Regions from separate parts of the Homo sapiens genome. Here region 1 is linked to region 2. Evidence: chromatin loops called from intact Hi-C (ENCODE). Cell type or tissue: OCI-LY7. All regions are shown on one strand. Each heading gives the region's core, and the rest is flanking DNA. Links, peaks and the distances in the headings are about the cores only.

Region 1 (4,398 bases), core at 269-4,268, 350 kb after region 2:
AGCCCCCGCCTGAGGCTCTCTTGAAGGACCCCCTTCTAACTCGAAGCTGGATACCCAGATTCCAGGGGTGCCCAGAAGTAGCTTTTCCAGCCCCTTCCTGGATCCATGGTCCCCCTAGTTCCCTTCCCTGTTTGCTCTTTATCGCTCCACACCCCTTGTGTCTTGATTCTAGACTGTCATATGCCTATACCGATTCTGTCCCCTTCAGAAGTAGATTCGCGAGGACCTGACTTTATGTGTCTCTTCCAGACCTAAAGGCCCTTGGTTTTAGCATCATAGGTGCCATGTATATGCTTAACTTTGAACAGAAAATTATTATTTTTTGTATCTTTAAACTGATATATCGTAGTTGTACATATTTAACTTTGGACAGAAAATTTTTTTTATATCTTTAAACTGATATAGTTGTACATATTTTCAGGGATACATCTGATATTGTGATACATGTATTCAATGTATAATTATCAAATCAGTGTAATTGGGATATCCATCATCTCAAACATTATCTTTGTGTTGGGAACATTTTCTGCTATGCGTTCTCTTGTAGCAGGAAATCGTTATTTTTGATCAACTGACTATTCACACATTTGTGAAGATTACAAATTCAGTAACTAATGTAACATTTAGATGTAAGCTATTGTTGCAAATGTAACCTAAAGCGCCGTACTTTAGGGAATCTAGCATCTGTTACATTTTGCTAGTTTGAACAGGCAATAGAAATAGCTATTAGATACTGTAAAAGAAATTGACTTTCTTTGCCAATGTGCTTCCCAGTGTCAATAAATTAAAGTATCCTTTTTAAGAAAATCGTTTCAAAAGAAGCGAAGTATTTATTGAATTCTGGAGAGAGAATACTCTTTAAAAATCTGCAATTTTTACTATCAGGGATCATTTGTATAGCTCATTACTAGTGAATTTCTCTGAATGTGTAGAGCAAAATAAAATCTGCTATTAGATGTAGGCTATTTGGGATTAATTTTTTTTTTAACTGAGCTAGAGTTAATCCATTTAGGCTTGAGTCCTGCTTTTGCTACTTACTGGGTCTATTACTTTGAGAAAATTATTTAAGCACTCCAAGTCTCAGTTTTCACTTATGTTAAACAGGAATAAAACCTCACAGGGATGCTGTTGTGATTAAGTGCGTTTGAATGTGTTTGATAAACTGTAGATAGCTACAAACATGTGAGTTGTGTTGCCAAACACATCTCACAGGTTACTTGCCATCACAAAGGAGAAACATACTTTTACAATGGGGAGATCTGGCAGTCCCCACCTTAACCCAGTTATCCAATGTGTATCAGTAACCCTTGGACAACCAACATTTTTATGAAGTTCCCAGTGTGCTGCAGCATAAAGTATACAGCATCACTTAATGGTGTTTTCTTGCCAAAATACTGAAAGTTAATCTAATCAAGGCTTTGGATCTAAACTCCAGTTTACTGGGCTGGAGGAACCAGTTGAACCATAACCCCAAGGAGATAATCAGATAAATCAAGAACGTGAAGCATTCTATAAGACAACTATTTTATAGAAGATAAGACATAAAGATCAAGGAAAATCAATGTCATAAAAATGGTCAGGGGTGATTGTTCTAAATTTGAAAAAAAACTTAAAGAGATACAATCAAATGCTTAATTGGATTCTGGTTCTGAAAAAGCAGGCTTTTAGACATTTTTGAGACAATTGGGGAAATTTGAAAATGGACTGGTATCAGATGTTGTTAGTTATTACATTTGTTCATTGTAATAATGGTATGCTGGACATGGGGGAAAACATCTTTACAACTTGGAGAAACGTAGGAGTGAAGAGTTATGATATCCGTAACTCTCTTTGAAATGGTTCAGCAAAAAAGAAAGATAAGAGACCAGTCTGGGCAACATAAATAAACCTGTCTCTACTAAAAACAAAAGCAAAACAAAACAAAACAAAAAAATTAGCTGGGCATGGAGGCCTGTGCCTGTAGTTCCAGCTACTTGGGAGACTGAGGTGGGAGGACTGATTGAGCCCAGGAGGTCGAGGCTACAGTGAGCTGTGATTGTGCCACTGCACTCCAGCCTGACAGAGTGAGGCCCTATCTCTCTCTCACACACACACACACACACACACACACACACACACACACACAGAGCCAAGGAAAGATAAATACTTTGAAATGCATACATACACATCTGTCTGTCTGTCTACCTCCCTACCTACCTACCTATCAAGCAAATATGGCAAAATCTTAATTGTTAAATCTATGTGGTAAGTATATAGGTGTTTACTGTACTATTATTTCTACTTTTATTGTATATTTGGAATAATAATTTTAAAAAAGGTTTTGAGAGGCTAGTTTGACCTACTGTTGTTACCTAACACTGCCTCCGGAATACAGAACAGAATTCTTGGCCTGGCAAATGAGACCCATGACAATCTGATGTCACCTCTCCTTTCCAGTCCTTTTTTTTTTTTAAGACAGAATCTCACTCACCTAGGCTGGAGTACAGTGGCACAATCTCAAGTGATTGTCCTGTGTCAGCCTCTGGAGTAGCTGGGATTACAGGCATGCACCACCACACCCAGCTAATTTTTATATTTTTAGTAGAGACAGGGTTTCACCATGTTGGCCAGGCTGGTCTCAAACTCCTGACCTCAGGTGATCTGCCTGCCTTGGCCTCCCAAAGTGCTGGGATGACAGATGTGAGCCACCAAGTGGTGGCTTTGAAATGCATACACACACATCTATCTGTCTGTCTGTCTCCCTCCCTACCTACCTATCAAGCAAATATGGCAAAATGTTAATTGTTAAATCTATGTGGTAAGTATATAGGCTCACACCTGGCCTCTCTCTTTTGTATTGGTGTACTCTGTGTTCCAATTAAATTGATCCACACATTTTTTTCCACATTCACCCTACACTTTCTCAAACTGATGCCTTTGTGTATGCTTTCCCTCCATTAAATGCCCAGTGAACTCCCTCCACAGAATTTCCTCGAATTTTCCTGGCTAGACGTAATGCCCCTTCCTCAGGACTTGCAGAGTTTCCTGTGAGGTTAATTGTCTTGCCTTATAATTATCTATGTTTCAATCATATCTCCCCTACTAGAGGGTCAATTTCTCTAATGTATAACCTGTATCTATTTCATCTTTGTTTCCCCCATGACAGCACGCAACCTAGCATATTCATCTATTTAATAAATATTTATCAATTATCTATTATATATCTTCAGGCCTGAGCCAAGTCTTAGGGACAAAGTAGTGAATGTACAAATAGGCTCTGGCTCCTCATGAAATGTAAAGGATCTTAGGGATATACACAGTATTCGTAGTGAAAAAATATGTAGAGTAATTATACACATATGCACAGTAATATGGAGGACAACAGGTGTAACCTGTTTATTTTTTGTTTGTTTGTTTGTTTGTTTGTTTGAGACAGAGTCTTGTTCTGTTGCCCAGGCTGGAGTGCAGTGGCACGATCACGGCTCACTGCAAGCTCCACCTCCCGGGTTCACGCCATTCTCCTGCCTCAGCCTCCCGAGTAGCGGGGACTACAGGCGCCCGCCACCACGCCCGGCTAATTTTTTGTTTTTGTATTTTTAGTAGAGATGGGGTTTCACCGTGTTAGCCAGGATGGGCTCGATCTCCTGACCTCATGATCCACCCGCCTCGGCCTCCCAAAGTGCTGGGATTACAGGCTTGAGCCACTGTGCCCGGCCCTAACCTGTTTCAAAGAGGGATAAACTGTTTAAGTTGCCACCTGGGGACTGGGGAGGAGTAAGCAAAGGAAATAAATCAGTCATTCTTTTTCCTTTCTCTTTTTTTCCTCCATAGCTAAAATCAGTCATCTTCCTGCGAAGGCATGAGGAGGAAAAGAGAGGAAGTAACTGAGGTGGGTACATAAGGCATGGAGAGTGAAGACCCCAAAGGGCTGTAAGACCTCATAAGGAGTCCAAGTTTTATTCTCATTGCAACAGGAAGCAATCAAAGGGATTAGAGCAAGTGACCCCAGTTCATTCATTCTTTCTTTGTTTCTTTCTGTATCTCTCTTTCTTTTCTTTTCTTTCTATGTTTCTTTCTTTCTCTCTGTCTTTTTTCTTGACAGGGCCTTGCTCTGTCATCTAGGCTAGAGTACAATGATGTAATTAATTATGGTTCGCTGCAACCTTGAACTCCTGGGCTTAAGCAATCCTCCTGCCTCAGCCTCCCAAATAGCTAGGGCTACAGGCATGCACCACTATGCCTAGATACTTTTTATTTTTTGTAGAGACAGGGTCTTGCTGTGGTCTCAAACTCCTGGCCTCAAGTTATCCTCCCGCCTCAGCCTCGCAAAATGTTGGGAGTGGAGCCACCGTGCCTGGCCTCAATTCTTGTTTAAAATTATCACTGGCTGATGTGTGGAGTCACAAGAGTGGAGAGGGA
Region 2 (4,398 bases), core at 76-4,075:
CAGCTAGTGCATCAGGACCTGGGGTGATCACTCCCCAGAAGGCCATTACCCTGTTCAATCTCCATGAACACCCTGGGGGAGGGAGATAAACCTTCACAGGTAAGGAGAGTGAGGCTCAGAGACTCTGAGTCATTTGTGAGGTCGCTGACCTGATGAGCAGCTGAGGGAAAATTCAAATCTGGGGAGGGTCTTACCCCATAGTCCAGCATCCCTGGAGCCTCTTGCCCATGCCAGGTGTTTGGAGCAATGGGACATCGCAGAAATAGTGTGTGCAACCTCCCAGGGGACAACTTCTACTGTCAGCTGACCAGACCAATCAACTGTAGAGAGCAGCAGCCTGAAGATAGGACACGAGCGTTGAGTTGGACAGATGCTGGCTTGACCTTGGGATGTCATGTGCACACACACAAACACACACATAGACACACCCACTAGATATGAGGATTACAGGAGCTCACAGGATGTGCCTGGTGCCCAGTAGGTGCTTGGTCAATGTTCCTTTCCCCTCCAGCAGCTCCTGTCTACTCTTCCTTGCCAGAACCCCATCCTATCCAGCACCCTACACTGCAAGTTTCTGAGCCACTTAGGTCACAAGTCCCTCTCTTCTCTTCCAGGTGTGACAGGTATGCTTGGGGGACACCCACTTTACACAGTCAAGATGAGTCTCCTCACTTGTTTATTTCTCAGGCACATACATTGGAGAGAGGCTCACAGAGTTGAAGGGACTGGAAGCCCACTTCTATATACAACTCCAGGTGGGCAGCTGCTTTTCTACCACGCCGGATTGAACCTTCCCCCCTGGTTTGTCCTGGCAAATCCCCGCTGGGGCTGAACCACATGTTGGGTTCATGGCCAAGTCCATCCTCAGCTTGGCCAGCTGGGACCAAGATGCTAAAATTTCCTCCCACCCAGAGCAAGGGCACCCACATTGTTCTAATGCAGGACTCCCCGGAACAGTTTCTTAAAAGAAACAGAAAAGTCAAAACTTGTCAGTATATCCATGAACATGATCTTCAGAATAGCAATCATCATTACAGAAAAACCGAGTAATTGTCTCTCAGGTGCCAGTGTGCAGCTGTGAGGCATCCGTGCCAGAAGCCTGAGGAAGAGCCCAGGAGTGTGGCCTGTTCTTGGGAACTGAGGCACTGCGGCTGGCCCCCTGTAAGCTGGTTCCTCCTCGATACACCCCACACCTCGATGAACTGGAGTTCCATGTTCTCAGACCCCCCAGAACAGAAACCAAGAAAACCCATTTCCTCCAGCTGGAAATTCCCAAATAAGTCCCTTCACCCTTTCCTTGTGTTTGGGGTTGTGTGTTCTTAAAGTGGCCCAGTTGGGACCCTTCCCTGCCATTTTCCCTGGGCCCCAGTGCAAGCTGTAAACAGCGGTCACCAGGCCAGCCCTGTGTTTGCTGGCAGCACTGAACTTGGCCCCTTTTCCCACTGAGGGAGGGCAAAGCTGACTACAAGGCAAGACACATCATCCTGAGCTGGGTTTGCGGGAGGCTTTCTGTCTCCTCTTTTTTCAGTGAACCCAGGTGTTGTCAGAGGAAGTAACTTCTTATTGTAGGGTTGGGATTTCATCCAGCACAGGTGTAAGGGCTCAGCTTTATGCATTGGCTTTGGCCTTAAAATGTTCTGTCCCTAGGCCTCATGCAGGTCTTGTCCCCTCTGCCAGCCAAATTTCTGCATGACCTAGGGCCGGTCACTGTACCTTTTGTGAGAGGAGGCAGTTAGGGGCTGGCTAGGCAGGTAGAGATGGAGAGTCTCTGGAGAGAACAACACCCACAGGGAAGTATATTCTTCCCCTGTTACGTAGCTAGCAGGTGGAGATGTGGTTAAGAACTTCCTCTTATACCAGGATGTTTGCTCAGAATGGACTGTCTCAACTTAGGCACAAGCACAATAAATCAACTAAATGTCCTTAACTTGACCCAGCTTATTATAATATCATGAACATGACATCTACGTTGCAGTTTTACCACCACCCCCACCCCCAACTGGGCTTTTCTGTAGTGCCTATGGGTAATAATTACAATGGAGTAACTGTGGACAAGAAGGCACCTGCACAGTAAGAAGTGGAACTAGGAAGGAACTTGGAAGTAGGAGGTTATGTAAGATGCAAATGAGAAAAACATCTCTAGAAAGGAGGGATAAAAACCCTTGGATGAGCTGGTCAGCAGCAACCTACTTTCAGGTCCCCTCTCTTTACTGAGAGCTGTCTTTCTGTCACTTAATAAAACTCGACTCTCCCTTACCCACCCTCCTGTATCCGCATACCTCTTTCTTCGTGGCCACGAGACAAGAACTTGGAACTTACTAAAATACAGAGTAAGGAAACTGCAACATTTCTTAGGGGCTCACCCAGGATAACCCAGACCTCTGTTAACACTGTAAAGTTCACCCAGCCCTCCTAATTGTTATATCAAAAAACCCCACAAAGGACAGTCCTAGTGGACCAGGGAAACAAACCCTAGAACGCCCACAGAAAAGGCGCCAGCCCCTGAAGCCAGTTCTCTGGGTCAATCCTATCGACCCTGTCCAGGTCCCCCCTTAAACTTGCCCCACCATAGACATTTTTGTTCTAGGTGAGTGCCAGCCTCCCTGATGCCCATACAAGAAATGCCTTGTGAATATGGCCCTATTAAGGTACAGGTTCCCTTTTCTCTACAAGACTTAAGACAAATAAAGGGAACTCTTGGTAGATTTTCAGGCAACCCTGGCAGGTATATAAAGGCCTTCCAGGATTTAACCCAAGTATTTGAACTCTCCTGGAAGGACATTATATTTCTCTTAAAGCAAACCCTGACCACTGTGGAGAAACAGCCTCCCTGCAAGTTGCAGAGAAATTTGGAAATGAGCTTTGTACCTCATATAGTGCCAGAGAAGACAAGGCACCTTATTCAATTGGAAAGACGGCGATACCATTGTAGGACCCTAAATGGGACCATGATGATAACATGGGAGAATGGAGGAGGAAACACTTTCAGGTGTGCATATTGGAGGGCTTAGGAAGGACTAGAGCTAAGCCTTTCAATTACTCAAAACTGTGATTGACCAGAGATTAGATGAGAATCCCTCTGGCTTTCTGGAAAGGCTAAGAGAGGACTTGATGAAGCATACCTCTCTATCACCTGATTCAGTAGAGAGACAACTAATCCTATATGATAAAGTTATTATTCAGGCAACACCTGATATCAGGAGGAAGCTACAAAAACAGACCATAGGACCAGGTAGCACTTTAGAAAACCACCTAAATGTGATCACCTTGGTCTTTTACAACAGCGATCAGGAGGAGGCTCAGGAGAAAGAGAGGAGACATAAGAAAACGGCAGAGGCTCTAGTAGCTGCTCTACAGGCCTCCAGACCCCAGGATCGCCTAGGTGCACCTGCTAATTGCTACAAATGTGGCAAACCAGGGCACTTCTAAGAAGAATTGCCCAGGCAGCAAGAGAAGATCACCTGGACCCTGTCCAGCCTGTGGTGGGTACCACTGGAAGGCAGGCAGAACTGTCCCGAGAGGTACAGGTTGCTGGGTCCAGAGCCAGCCTCACAATGGTCCAGCAAAACTGAAAGGTCTGAGGACTCGACTCCCCGGCTCCAACATCTCAGATTGCCATCACCATCCAGGAGCCCCAGGTGATTCTGGAGATCGAAGGGAAGAAGGTGAACTTCCTTCTCAATACCAGTGCTGCCATTTCTGTTCTCCTCTCCTCCCTTAGGACAATCGTGATGGGCATTTCAGGAAAGCCCTTAACCTGATACTTTTCCCAATCCCTTAGTTGTAGCTGGGAAGACCTCTTGTTTACTCATGGCTTTTTAGTCATGCCTGAAAGCTCTACTCCTCTGCTAGGTAGGGAAATTTTAGCTCATATGAGTACCACCATCCTTATGGCTCTAGGACAGACTCTGTAAATCCAGAAGTTTGGACAATTCAGGGAAAAATTGGCTGAGCCACCACAGCTACATCAGTCCAAATCCATTTTAAGGACCCCACTTCATTCCCTAACAAAAGACAATATCCCCTAAAGCCAGAAGCTAGGAAGGGGTTCACGCCTGTAATCCCAGCATTTTGGGAGGCCGAGGCAGGCAGATCACGTGGTCAGGAGTTCGAGACCAGCCTGACCAACATGGAGACACCCTGTCTCTACTAAAAATACAAAAAATTTGTGAGGCATGGTGGTGCGTGCGTGTAATCCCAGCTACTAAGGAGGCTGAGGCAAGAGAATTGCTTGAACCCAGGAGGCAGAGGTCGCAGTGAGCTGAGATCACACCGTTGCACTTCAGCCTGGGTGACACAGAGAGACTCTGTCTCAAAAAAAAAAAAAAAAAAAAAAGGGAAGCAGAAAAACATGAAAAGACTAGACTGGCCTAGCCTTCCAGCCTACATCTTTCTCCC

The links. Peaks named below come from ENCODE experiments on the same cell type or tissue, not always from the same donor. Only the 100,000 strongest peaks of a DNase experiment are listed, where the experiment ranks them.
Region 1: a loop joins it to region 2, with 4 times the contacts of the local background. A loop is called at or near these places in 1 of 110 quality-filtered maps.

What each region holds. Positions count from the first base shown.
Region 1 is chr11:59,616,605-59,621,002 of GRCh38, forward strand. It overlaps LOC101927226 (a long non-coding RNA gene), which reads left to right. Exons shown (of 3, transcript XR_001748237.2): 2 at 3,811-3,868. Among named protein-coding and RNA genes, the nearest start is that of OSBP, 3.0 kb to the left of the region's middle. In OCI-LY7, for the core only: a CTCF peak has its summit at 2,715; no DNase peak of the experiment used is centred there; H3K4me3 peaks cover 618 bases; H3K27ac peaks cover 166 bases.
Region 2 is chr11:59,271,702-59,276,099 of GRCh38, forward strand. No RefSeq gene overlaps it. Among named protein-coding and RNA genes, the nearest start is that of MPEG1, 61 kb to the left of the region's middle. RefSeq lists an enhancer at 1,449-1,498. In OCI-LY7, for the core only: no CTCF peak of the experiment used is centred there; DNase peaks (open chromatin) are centred at 430, 1,100 and 1,870; H3K4me3 peaks cover 2,408 bases; H3K27ac peaks cover 3,308 bases.